Linked DNA regions of Homo sapiens: region 2 is linked to region 1. Evidence: chromatin loops called from intact Hi-C (ENCODE). Cell type or tissue: OCI-LY7. All regions are shown on one strand.

Region 1 (5,000 bases):
CCCGGGTCTCTCCTTCAGCCTCATGCAGCTCCCGCAGAAACACAACAGAAGCAGCCAGCTGGCATGTGGCCTGCACATCTCGGGGGCTCAGCATGTGGCATGGCTGTGATTGTGAGGTGGCCTTGGTGCGGCCACGTGTGAGGGTGACCTGCACCTAGGCTGGCTGAGGCTCCGCTCTCAGGAGATGAGGCTGCAGACAGGCAGTCTGCTTGAGGGGAGCCCAAGTGCCAGCCCAGGGTGGTGGGCCCCTCAGCCAGCCCAGGGCAGGCCAGGGTTGCACGACCCTGGAAGCCACGGCTCCGTTCCTGTGGGCTTGGCTGTACCTACTCGATGCCAGGTCCCAGCAGCACAAGGTAGCAGCTCCCTGGACACGGGACGACCACGCCTGGATCTGTGTTTGCGCTGGCTGTGAGGACCCAGCGACCTGTCTGACCCCATAGCCAGGAGCTGGCCCTGGGGAGAGCAGTGCCTTCAGGACGGCGCTCCTAGGCCTCACTTTGTTTAGGATCCGCTCGCCGCCAGACCTTCAGGGTGCAGTCTCTCCTCACAGGTCCTGTGGCGTCGCAGCCACTGAAAACCGTAGCCCCGTCAGGCTCAGGAGGGGCAGGAGGAGCTGGCACCCACGAGGGGTTCACTCTGCTCCTGGTGACAGGCACTGGCGCTCTCCGGACCGCGGTGCTGTGCCTGCCGGGTAGATCTGCTGGGTGGACCTAACGGCCGGCACCAGTTTAATTCCCACTCCCCTTCCTTGCCCCGAAGACTTGGGATAAAGGCCCAAAGTTCATGCCCAGAGGGCGGCCGGAAACCCCCCATCCCCAGCATTTGTGGGGACCACCCACGTTAAACGAAGACTGGCCTCTTGGGAGCGCTCCAAGGCCCACATCCTCAGAAACCCTGGGGACCCATCAGTCCCCCCCCAGGTCCCCCAAACACGCCACCACAGCAAGATGAACCCGGCCAGTGGCGCCCACTCTTCGCACTGGCTGGAGGCGGTGGGTTCATGCCCAGATGCCAAGGCCCAGAAGCAAAGCGACAGACAAGGCTGGAGACAAAGGAAGAGAAAGGAGATGCTGGGGGAAGGGGGAGGGAATAAAAAGTATTTGGAATGGCAAACGGGAGGGAACTGAGGCCAAGAGAAGAACCCAGCCCTCCCCTCAAGGGAGACAGATGGGCGAGGCCAGGACCCAGCCCTGGGGGCGGGTTCCAGGCTCAGTCCAGGGCCTGAACTGCTGTGGGCCATTCAGACCCGTACATCCCAGAGCTTCCTCCAACACAATTAACTGGTGACCTGTAAGAGATGAGGTGATTTCTAGACAACGTGCCTGGAAGGAGGAAGGAGGGAGCCAGACAAACCTTGGCCTGAACCCCAAGTCCCGCTGGGCCTCCTGGGTCTCAGTGGGTGGGGGCCACCACAGACTTGGAGATCTGAAGCTAGGCCCACCTGCTGGGAAGGTCCCTCTGGGTAGGAGCAGCCTAAAGAACTCTGCAGAGGGGCTGGGCTCCCGAGAACAGCTGGGGTGGGTCCCCCTGGGCAGCAAAGGCTGCGTGAAGGAAAAGACTAGCAAAGCGGGGGATGTGGGGGCGGCTGCAGACACTCAACCCAGCAGGGGAGCAAAGCCTCAGCACAGCACCCACCACCCTGAAATCCCTCTCACCAGCTCAGAACCTGCCGGGACAGCCTGGGAGGGAGCGGCGGTCACCGGGATTCACGCTGTTTCCAGACCAGACAGCAGTGGACACGGAGCTCAGCAGCCCCCGGCCCAGCCCGCAACTCCCTCCCTGAGCCCCAGCGGGAAGCAGCTGCCACTTCTCACAAACACATTCTTAATTCAGTGATTTCACTCCCTGGTGCTTGCCAAGGTGTTGGATACCTGAGAAGCCAAAGATTCACATTCTCTACAGAGGCAGCTGCTGCCCCCATCCTGGACTGCTCAGAAGACTCTGAAGGCCGTTAGTGAGCAACGGAGCCGCATTCTGAGCCCTGCCTGCCGCCCGGGCACCCTCCGAGAGCCATCCTGAGAGCGTCCCAGGAAAAGACCGGCGAGGCCGCCACGCCTGCCGCACCGACTTCGTTCCCCTGTCTCATCCTGCCCCCTGGCGTCAGGACTGCAGACACCTGCGCTGGCACCTACCTAAGGCGGCCAAGGGTGGTTCTCCAGGCGGCTGTCCCCTACTCAACAGGGGTCTGCACCGGTCCTCCTCCAGGAAGGGTGCCCTGCAGAGACCCACATGGCCGTGAAAGTGGGGAGTCCAGGTCCAACTCGACCTTGGCACCTCCTTGCTGTGTGATCCTGAGCAAGGTGTGTCCCCTCTGTGCTCCTCCATCTCCCCAGGTGCCAACAGTGGGCAATGAAAGAACCCGTCCGTCTCACAGGGTTGCCAGGAGAATCACGAGATGATCTGCGCAAGAGGGTCCATGCCAGGCCAAAGCCAGGGTCCCCTCAAAACATGCAGCCCTCAGAGGGACTCGGCCACCAGCAGGTCCACGGCACCACCCACGGCACAGCCATGCAGCCAGGGGCTCCTCCTCTCCCAGAACGCCCACCTCCCCCGGCGCCAGCCGCCGTTGCAGGTGAACAGCCTATTCTCTGCGCAGGTGGGAGCCTGCAGCTGCCTAGAAGTTGGGGTGGCTGGGCATGCAGTGCTGGGGGGCCGCATTGCTTCTGAGCCCGCGCATCCTGCTTCTCCATTGTCCTTGGGAGACTCTCGGGGACCCAGTGCCCAGCTTGAGAGAGAACTGGACACTCCAGGCCTGGACCACACAAGTTCAGTGGCAGCCCTGCCGTTCCAGGGAGTTGGATGTCGCTGATGCTGGGCGTCCTCGCAGCAGAGTTTAAAAAGCCATTGCTAGGAAAAGCCCCACTGGGAACATCACGCCGAAAATGCCCGTTTGGATGCAACGCTCTGCCCCGAGGGTGCTGATCACCGCAGACGCAGGTGCTATGTGCACCGAACCATCAACACTCCACTCACAGACGCAGGTGCTATGTGCACTGAACCATCAACACTCCACTGGCCATAAAATGCACTGACTTCTTTAAAACCCCAGGAAGAAATTAATAACATCTAGGGGAAGGATAACGAATTTTTTACTAAGTGGGAAGGCTGGCCTCTGGTTTGGAGAAGAGTCTGGGTCAAACTGTGTCCAGCCAAGTAAGGAACCTCAGTCCGGTTCCCATGGCCGTGGGGAGGGACGAGGCCTTCACAGCCTGGGGACCCATTTTCCTCACCCCTGTGACAGGGTAGAAGTCACTTTACAAATCACCACGGTACACACCCCCCGGGCTGCAGCAGCCCATGCTCTGCAGAAATGCAAATATTAAGACAACTTTATCTGCACGCCTCTCTGCAGGAAGGTTGCATCCCCTTAGCAGTAGGATCAAAAATTTTTTAGTAAATTAAAAAATTATTCAAAGAACATTTCTCTCTCACTGAGAAAAAAGCAGGGTGCCTCCTTTTTCCTGAGAGGAAAAATGCTCTGTAAAATCTCTCTCTTTGTAATCAGGTTCATACAATAGGCATTAGTTCCGGGGAATTTCAACAGAAATCAGAAATAAAAGGAGATAAGAAAGTTCCAACCAGCCTCCGAAAACGGGCATTCCAGACCCACCAGAGAGATATTCTATTCCCTTTTCTCCGTAGCTCACTTGTGTGTGGGAGGAGGAAGGTCTGCGGTAAGAATTGAATCCTGCCCCAAAGAGGCCTGACCTTTGTCCTCAGCCACTGGGAGGTGACCTCCACGATGTCCTGCCTGATAGGAGTCACTGTTTGCCCAGGGCCTTGGGTTACACAGGAGAGTCCAGTGATGTGACTTAGGGTGGAGGAGAGCCACCATGATGGTCTCAGGGTGGGGCTGGCCATGCCAGAAAGACCAACGGTGTCATGGAGGGTGGGAGATGGGGACCACACGGTGGCAATCGGCCGCAGGACGGGGACTGACCATTTGGGTGGTCACTCAATCAGCCATGCCCATGGAATGGAGCCCCAGTGAGAACCTGGACACTGTGGCTTGAGGCTGGCCCTCGCTCGTGCTACCACGTTGACGCAGGAGAGTCACAAGTCCCAGTCCCACAGGAAAGGGACAGCAAGAGCTCCGCTTGGGGCACTTTTCCTGGACTCGGCCCCCTGCCTCCCCTCCTTTGGCCAATCTTAATCTGTATCCTTTCCCGGTAAGGAACTGATTTATGTAGATGTTGTTCCCACCCAGACAGGCTGGCTCCCCTCTGGCTTCTGCCAGGACTGGAGGCTTCCTGAGGCCTCCCCAGCAGCCGAGCAGGTGCCACCATGCCCCTGTACAGCCTGTGGACCCAGGAGCCAATTACACCTCTTTTCTTCATAAATTACCCAGTCTCAGGTATTTCTTCACAGCAATTCAAGAATGGACTAATACAGAAACCACAACTGTGAGTGTAATAGCTTTCAAGGAGTTCTGGGAGTCCTTCTAGAATCATCAAACTGAGGGTGGCCTTGGGCACCTGAACTTGTGATTCGTACCAGGGTGAGGCCTTGCATGGACTGTGTCCTTGACCTTTGTAACTGGCCTGAACTCTTACTGAGTGTGTGTGTGTGTGTGTGTGTGTGTGTGTGTGTGTGTGAGAGAGAGAGAGAGAGAGAGAGAGAGAGAGAGAGAGAGAGACAGAGAGACAGAGAGAAAGAGAGAGAGAGAGGAGAGACAGAGAGAGAGCAAAGAGAGAGAGAGAGAAATAGAGAAATTCCCGATCTGGTATAAATCTATTTTCTGGAATACTAAAGTTATACATCTTGGAACTGACAAATCCAAGGGAAAAATTATCCCCACCCTTTTGCCTCTAAATTCATGCAACTGAGTTAGCTTGAGAACGTCCAAGAATTCCAGACAGTTCAGTCCAAAATTCGAAACAAGGTACAGACCTTGTTAGCTGCTCCTGGTCTGCAAGCCAACACCCCCACAAACCCAGAGACACGTGTGGAGACCAGATAACCACGTGGGCTGGCCTCCATTCTGTGCCCAGACTTTGAAA
Region 2 (5,000 bases), 430 kb before region 1:
GGGGAGGAAAGAATTGATTAGAACTTTGACATTGTATTAGGTGATTTGGGGGAGGAAAAAACTGATTAGAGATTTGACCTTATATTAGGGGATTTGGGGTTGAAAGAACTGATTAGAGCTTTGACCTTGTATTAGGTGATTTGTGGGAGGAATTTGGAACTTTGCCCTGGATTGGATGCTGTCAAGAAGTGGAGATAATTTAATAATTGGATATCTTAATATTTGCATGGAGAAGGCCAGAACAATGGAGTGAGGACAAAGCTGCAATTGGTAAGGAATTAGCTGTCATTCATATTGGTCAGGTCAGGGGGATTGGTTATTCTGTGGATTGGACATTTTTGGCTGTGCTCTGACATGGTGGCCTTGTCAGATATTAACACGCTGTTAAACCATTTCTAATCAACAGAATACGAAGGCCTACCCCACACAGCCAGGCCAGCTCCCAGCTGTTGGGAGCTCTTGGTCATTTACTCAGCTGCTAGACAGACTTTCTGACTTGGATGCTTGGTCAAGGAGCTCCTGCATCTGATGATAGCTGGCCATCCTTGGCTCCTTTGCCTGCCTATGTATTTATCCTTCCTACAGGTTGGACCCGGCTTCCTGGGCTCAGCTCCTTGTCTTGGCCATGATTCTCAAGGAAAAGGCTCCTCAGCACCCTTGGTGGGAACAGATTGCATCTTCCTTCCTCAAACTCAGAGGCCAACCACAGGCAAGGAGATGAGCAGGGCCCTTCCTCAGCCCTGTCCACCCCAGAATTTGGAAAGCAGAGAAGACCATTCAGTGCATCTGGCCAGTGTGTGAACGGAGTGAGCTGAGTGTCTGGGAGGCAGTGTGGTCTCCTGGGGAAGGTTCAGGCCGGGAGCCAGAGTGCCTGGCATAAATCTTGACTCAGTGTATTCGTTCATTCTCACACTGCTATAAAGAACTTCCCTGAGAGTGAGTGAGTAATTTGTAAAGGAAAGAAGTTTAATTGACTCACAGTTCTGCATGGCTGGGCATACCTCAGGAAACTTACAATCATGGTGGAAGGCGAAGGAGAAGCAAGTACTTTCTTCACAAGGCAGCAGGGAGAGAGGAAGGAAAGAGGAACTTCCAAACCCTAATAAACCATCAGATCTTGTGAGAACTCACTCACTGTCCGGAGAACAGCATGGGGGAAACGGCCCCATGATCCAAACACCTCCCTCCCTCGACACATGGGGATTGCAGGTCTCTCCCTTGACAGATGAGAATTGCAATTCAAGATGAGATTTGGGTGGGGACACAGAGCCAAACCATATCAGTCAGTGACTGTAGTGAGCTAGTGCCCCCCCACAGTCCATGTCCATCTAGAGCCCATGAATGTGACCTTATTTGGAAATAAAGCCTTTACAGATCCAATTAAGTTAAGATAAGGTCCTAGTGGATTAGAGTGAGCCCTAATTCAGTGACTGGTGTCCTTGTGAGGAGAGGAGAGACACACAGAGGCACGGAAGAAATGGCCGTGTGCTGTTGGAGGCAGAGACTGGGGTGATGCATCTAGAAGCCAAGGATGGCCAAAGAGGGCCAAGGACGGCCTGCAGCAATGGAGCCTGGGAGGCTGGGGACTGAGTCTCCCACATAGCCTGAGAAGGAGCCCACCCTTCCTTCCCCATGACCTCAAACTTCAGGTCTCCAGAACTGCAAAAGAATATGTTTCTGTTGTTTTAAGATCACCCAGTTGGTGGTGACTTGATAAGACAGCCACAGGAACTCGTACAGTGACCTTGAGTTTCCCTTCTGCCGCCTACACCCCTCAGAGTGCAGGGCCGAGACCCTCGCCAACGTGGCCTCCCTTCCTGGCTGGGCTCCGGCCCTCTCCTCGCTCATGGCTATTGTTCCAGCATCTGCGTCTGGCTGCAGTGGACCGCCGGCCGATGCTGCTCAGCGCATCAAACAGCCACTGGGTAATGACTATCATTATGTAATTGTGGTGTCACTGAGGCTGGTGATTTGTCATTGTTAATGTTTATGAAGTGCTCAGTCCGTCTGCAGAAAATGATAATAATAAAAAATAGGAGTAGATCCCCTCTGACAGCCCCAGGCCAGCACCAAGCAGAGAGCCCAGGGAGGAAGGCACGCACGCAGGGGTGTCCGGGTGGGATGGGAGGTGACATTACTAAAGGCTGGCAGGTTACTAAAGATCTCAGCCTGACATTCTCAGTGCCTTCAAATAACCACCCCTAAAGACACTCAGAAAATGCTCATGGATATTGCCTGACAAGCTCCAGCAGAGATGAAAGAAGGTCAAGTCAGAGACCAACACTCATTACAAAGCCAGACAGCACCAGGCCAGGCACAGTAGGTGGGAAGGGGCATGTGAAATCAAGAAAGTGGACCTATTTTTTGTGTCTGCCTTAACCAAGACAAGAAGATGGGCTGGGGCTCTGCACTCCTGATTTTTACCCAGGCGTCTCCTGCCACTGGTATCTGAAGGAGGAGTGTGCAGGCTGAGCTGACCAAGGAGGCTTCCTCGAAGAAGTGGGGTTACCTGGAGCCTTCAAAAGGAGAAGAAGGGAAAAGGCGAGATAGTTTTCATTCCCCTAACACATGCGAGGGCATGATGAGTCTATTTCCACTTTCCCCTTTGTAAGGGAGGGTTACAATGACCATTATAACATGAGGCCTCACAGGCTGCTGTCGGATAAGAGGCCCTCAGCGGGTTTCCCAGTATTCTCCTGGGGACAATTTCAAAGCAAGCCTGAGTTTCGCTGTGGCTTTCAGAGATGACATCCATCAGGCAGCCCTCTCCACCCCCAAGGTGGCCTCTGCGGCGTCTTACGTGGGGCTCTGGCCGGCTTCCTTCAGGCTCAGGAATCATCTCTCCTCAGCCCCTCGGCCTTCGGAGCCACCCCTGCCAGCCTGCAGGGATGCTGCAAACGGAGCCATGGGCAGGGCTGTAAACCTCTGCAAGATTTGTGACTTCAGCCTGAAGTCAGTGGACTAGGAGAAAACGGAACTTGAAAGAGACATGAGCTGATGCAATCAAGCGGGCTGTGCCATGATCTGAAGTAGGTAGTTCCCCTGAATGCTAGTGAAGGTTCACTAGGACCCTGGATGGACGGGGCTAACTCAAGAAGGGAAAATGCTGTTCTGGGTGTCTTCCGTCTGGACTCAGAGTTTCTGCCATGAATAAGATGACTCGAGGGGCTGCGCCTTGAGGATGATTCACTGTGTTCATGTTTAGGATCATCACGGAAAGCAGGGAGGTTCCAGATTCCACGGATTCTAGTTGGATGGAGTGGATGCAGTGAACCCCATGATTCCAACCCCTCCATCCCAGTCACTGTCTCTAATACAGACCACCCAGGTGGGGCAGGGCCTCATTAAGGCAGGTACCTGAGCTCTCAGAGCCTTGATGTCCACAAGTGCAGGGAAACCACTGACCCCCAGAAGAGACCATCAGCCCCTTCCCCAGAGCTCTCTCATGGCACCTGCTCAGTTCAAACAAAAGCATAACTCTGGACTCACTAAGGAGAGACTGGATTCAGAAGAATTCTTGCAATAGGGAGTGGGAACCATTGCAACAGGGGAGGGGCCATTGCAGTGGGGGAGGGGCCATTGCAGTGGGGGAGGGACTACTGCAGTGGGAGAGGGGCTATTGCAGTGGGGGAGGGGCTATTGCAGTGGGGGAGGGGCTACTGCAGTGGGAGAGGGGCTACTGCAGTGGGGAGGGGCTATTGCAGTGGGGGAGGGGCTACTGCAGTGGGAGGGGCTACTGCAGTGGGGGAGGGGCTATTGCAGTGGGGCTGCTGCAGTGGGGGAGGGGCTATTGCAGTGGGGGAGGGGCTACTGCAGTGGGGGAGGGCTGTTGCAGTGAGGAGAAGGCTCCCACCATGAGACCTGAAAGCATCCCAAAAGTTAGGCAGAAAGAGGCTTTTCTTTATGGGATTAGAAAGGACTGGTGTGGGAGGTGAGAAGAAAAGGTGGAGGTGGCTCAGTGGGACAATGGATCAGAGAACATTTGACCCTGAGGCCAGCCTGCTTTCAGACCGGATGGCCGTCTATGGGTTCAGGCTGAGGGTAAGCCAGAGTTCAGGGCCTGGGGTGGGAGAGAAGCAGAACTGTTTCACTAACAAGCATTTTGTTCCAATTATCAGTGGGGACAAAACAGTTCCACTAATCATCTGTGAGGCAAAGAAATGGAATTCAGAGGGGCTGTGTCTGGACTTGTCCTGGGTAAACTGGTGGGGGTGTCTGTGAGCCTCACCTAGGTTATATGAGGAGGGATGGTCTTTGCAGGGAGCTGTTCTGAGGAGCGCAGTGGGTCACAGGCTCCTGAGCAGTGGCTGTCAACCAGCACCACAGGCCTCGGATGAATTCACCATGGTCATTGGCCTGCGGCACAGCCTGGACCTGCTGCAGAAGCATGCCTTGCTCTGGGCTCTGCCCACCGAGATTCGTGCGCCTTTCTCAGTGGTAAGAGGTTTGAGGTGCCCTCACCTATTTTTGATTTTGGAGGGGATGCCTTGACATGGCCCAGACCTCTGGATCCCTGAAATCTTCACTGACAGGCCCAGCCCTGGAGTCTTTGTTGGGTTTAGCTCCTGCCTTTGGAACGTGAGTGTCTCACCAAAGCCTCTAACGTACCAGCTGCTCCTTCCTCGCTGCTCCATTCACGTGATGCCGCCATAGGGTGAGCACACACACTGTTCTGCAAGGTGCCCAACCAGCCCAGCCCTCCCCTCTCGGACCATGCAGAGGTCAGCATGAGAGAAGGCATGTGGCCCTGGACCAGGACCAGGCCCTGGACCAGGAACTGTCCTTGGCTGATGGGAGCCGCCTTACATGAGGGCAGGTCACCCCCTCCTGATTCCCACTCCAGGGCTCCCTGGAGGACAGACTGAGGCTCTCTCCTGAAGACACCACCTCTTCCTCAGCCCCTGCCCTGCCATCTCCTCCCCATCCATCCTTCCCTTGCAAGCAGGGCCCCGGTCAAAGGCACCTGAATCCCTGAGAGGCTGGCTCCGAGGGGGATTCTG

What was found. A loop is a pair of places that touch in the nucleus more often than their neighbours do. Peaks named below come from ENCODE experiments on the same cell type or tissue, not always from the same donor. Only the 100,000 strongest peaks of a DNase experiment are listed, where the experiment ranks them.
Region 2: it touches region 1 in a loop (8-fold over the local background); 1 of 110 quality-filtered maps calls a loop at or near these places.

The regions. Positions count from the first base shown.
Region 1 is chr1:3,908,057-3,913,056 of GRCh38, reverse strand. All of the region lies in intron 2 of LINC01134 (long intergenic non-protein coding RNA 1134), which reads right to left. Among named protein-coding and RNA genes, the nearest start is that of LINC01134, 10 kb to the right of the region's middle. RefSeq lists an enhancer at 949-1,834. In OCI-LY7, CTCF peaks have their summits at 853, 1,916 and 2,115 (motif pointing left); DNase peaks (open chromatin) are centred at 2,076, 2,596, 2,946, 3,266 and 4 weaker places; H3K4me3 peaks cover 4,297 bases; H3K27ac peaks cover 4,835 bases.
Region 2 is chr1:4,342,258-4,347,257 of GRCh38, reverse strand. No RefSeq gene overlaps it. Among named protein-coding and RNA genes, the nearest start is that of LINC01777, 67 kb to the left of the region's middle. RefSeq lists an enhancer at 4,834-5,000. In OCI-LY7, no CTCF peak of the experiment used is centred here; a DNase peak (open chromatin) is centred at 3,007; H3K4me3 peaks cover 370 bases; H3K27ac peaks cover 1,277 bases.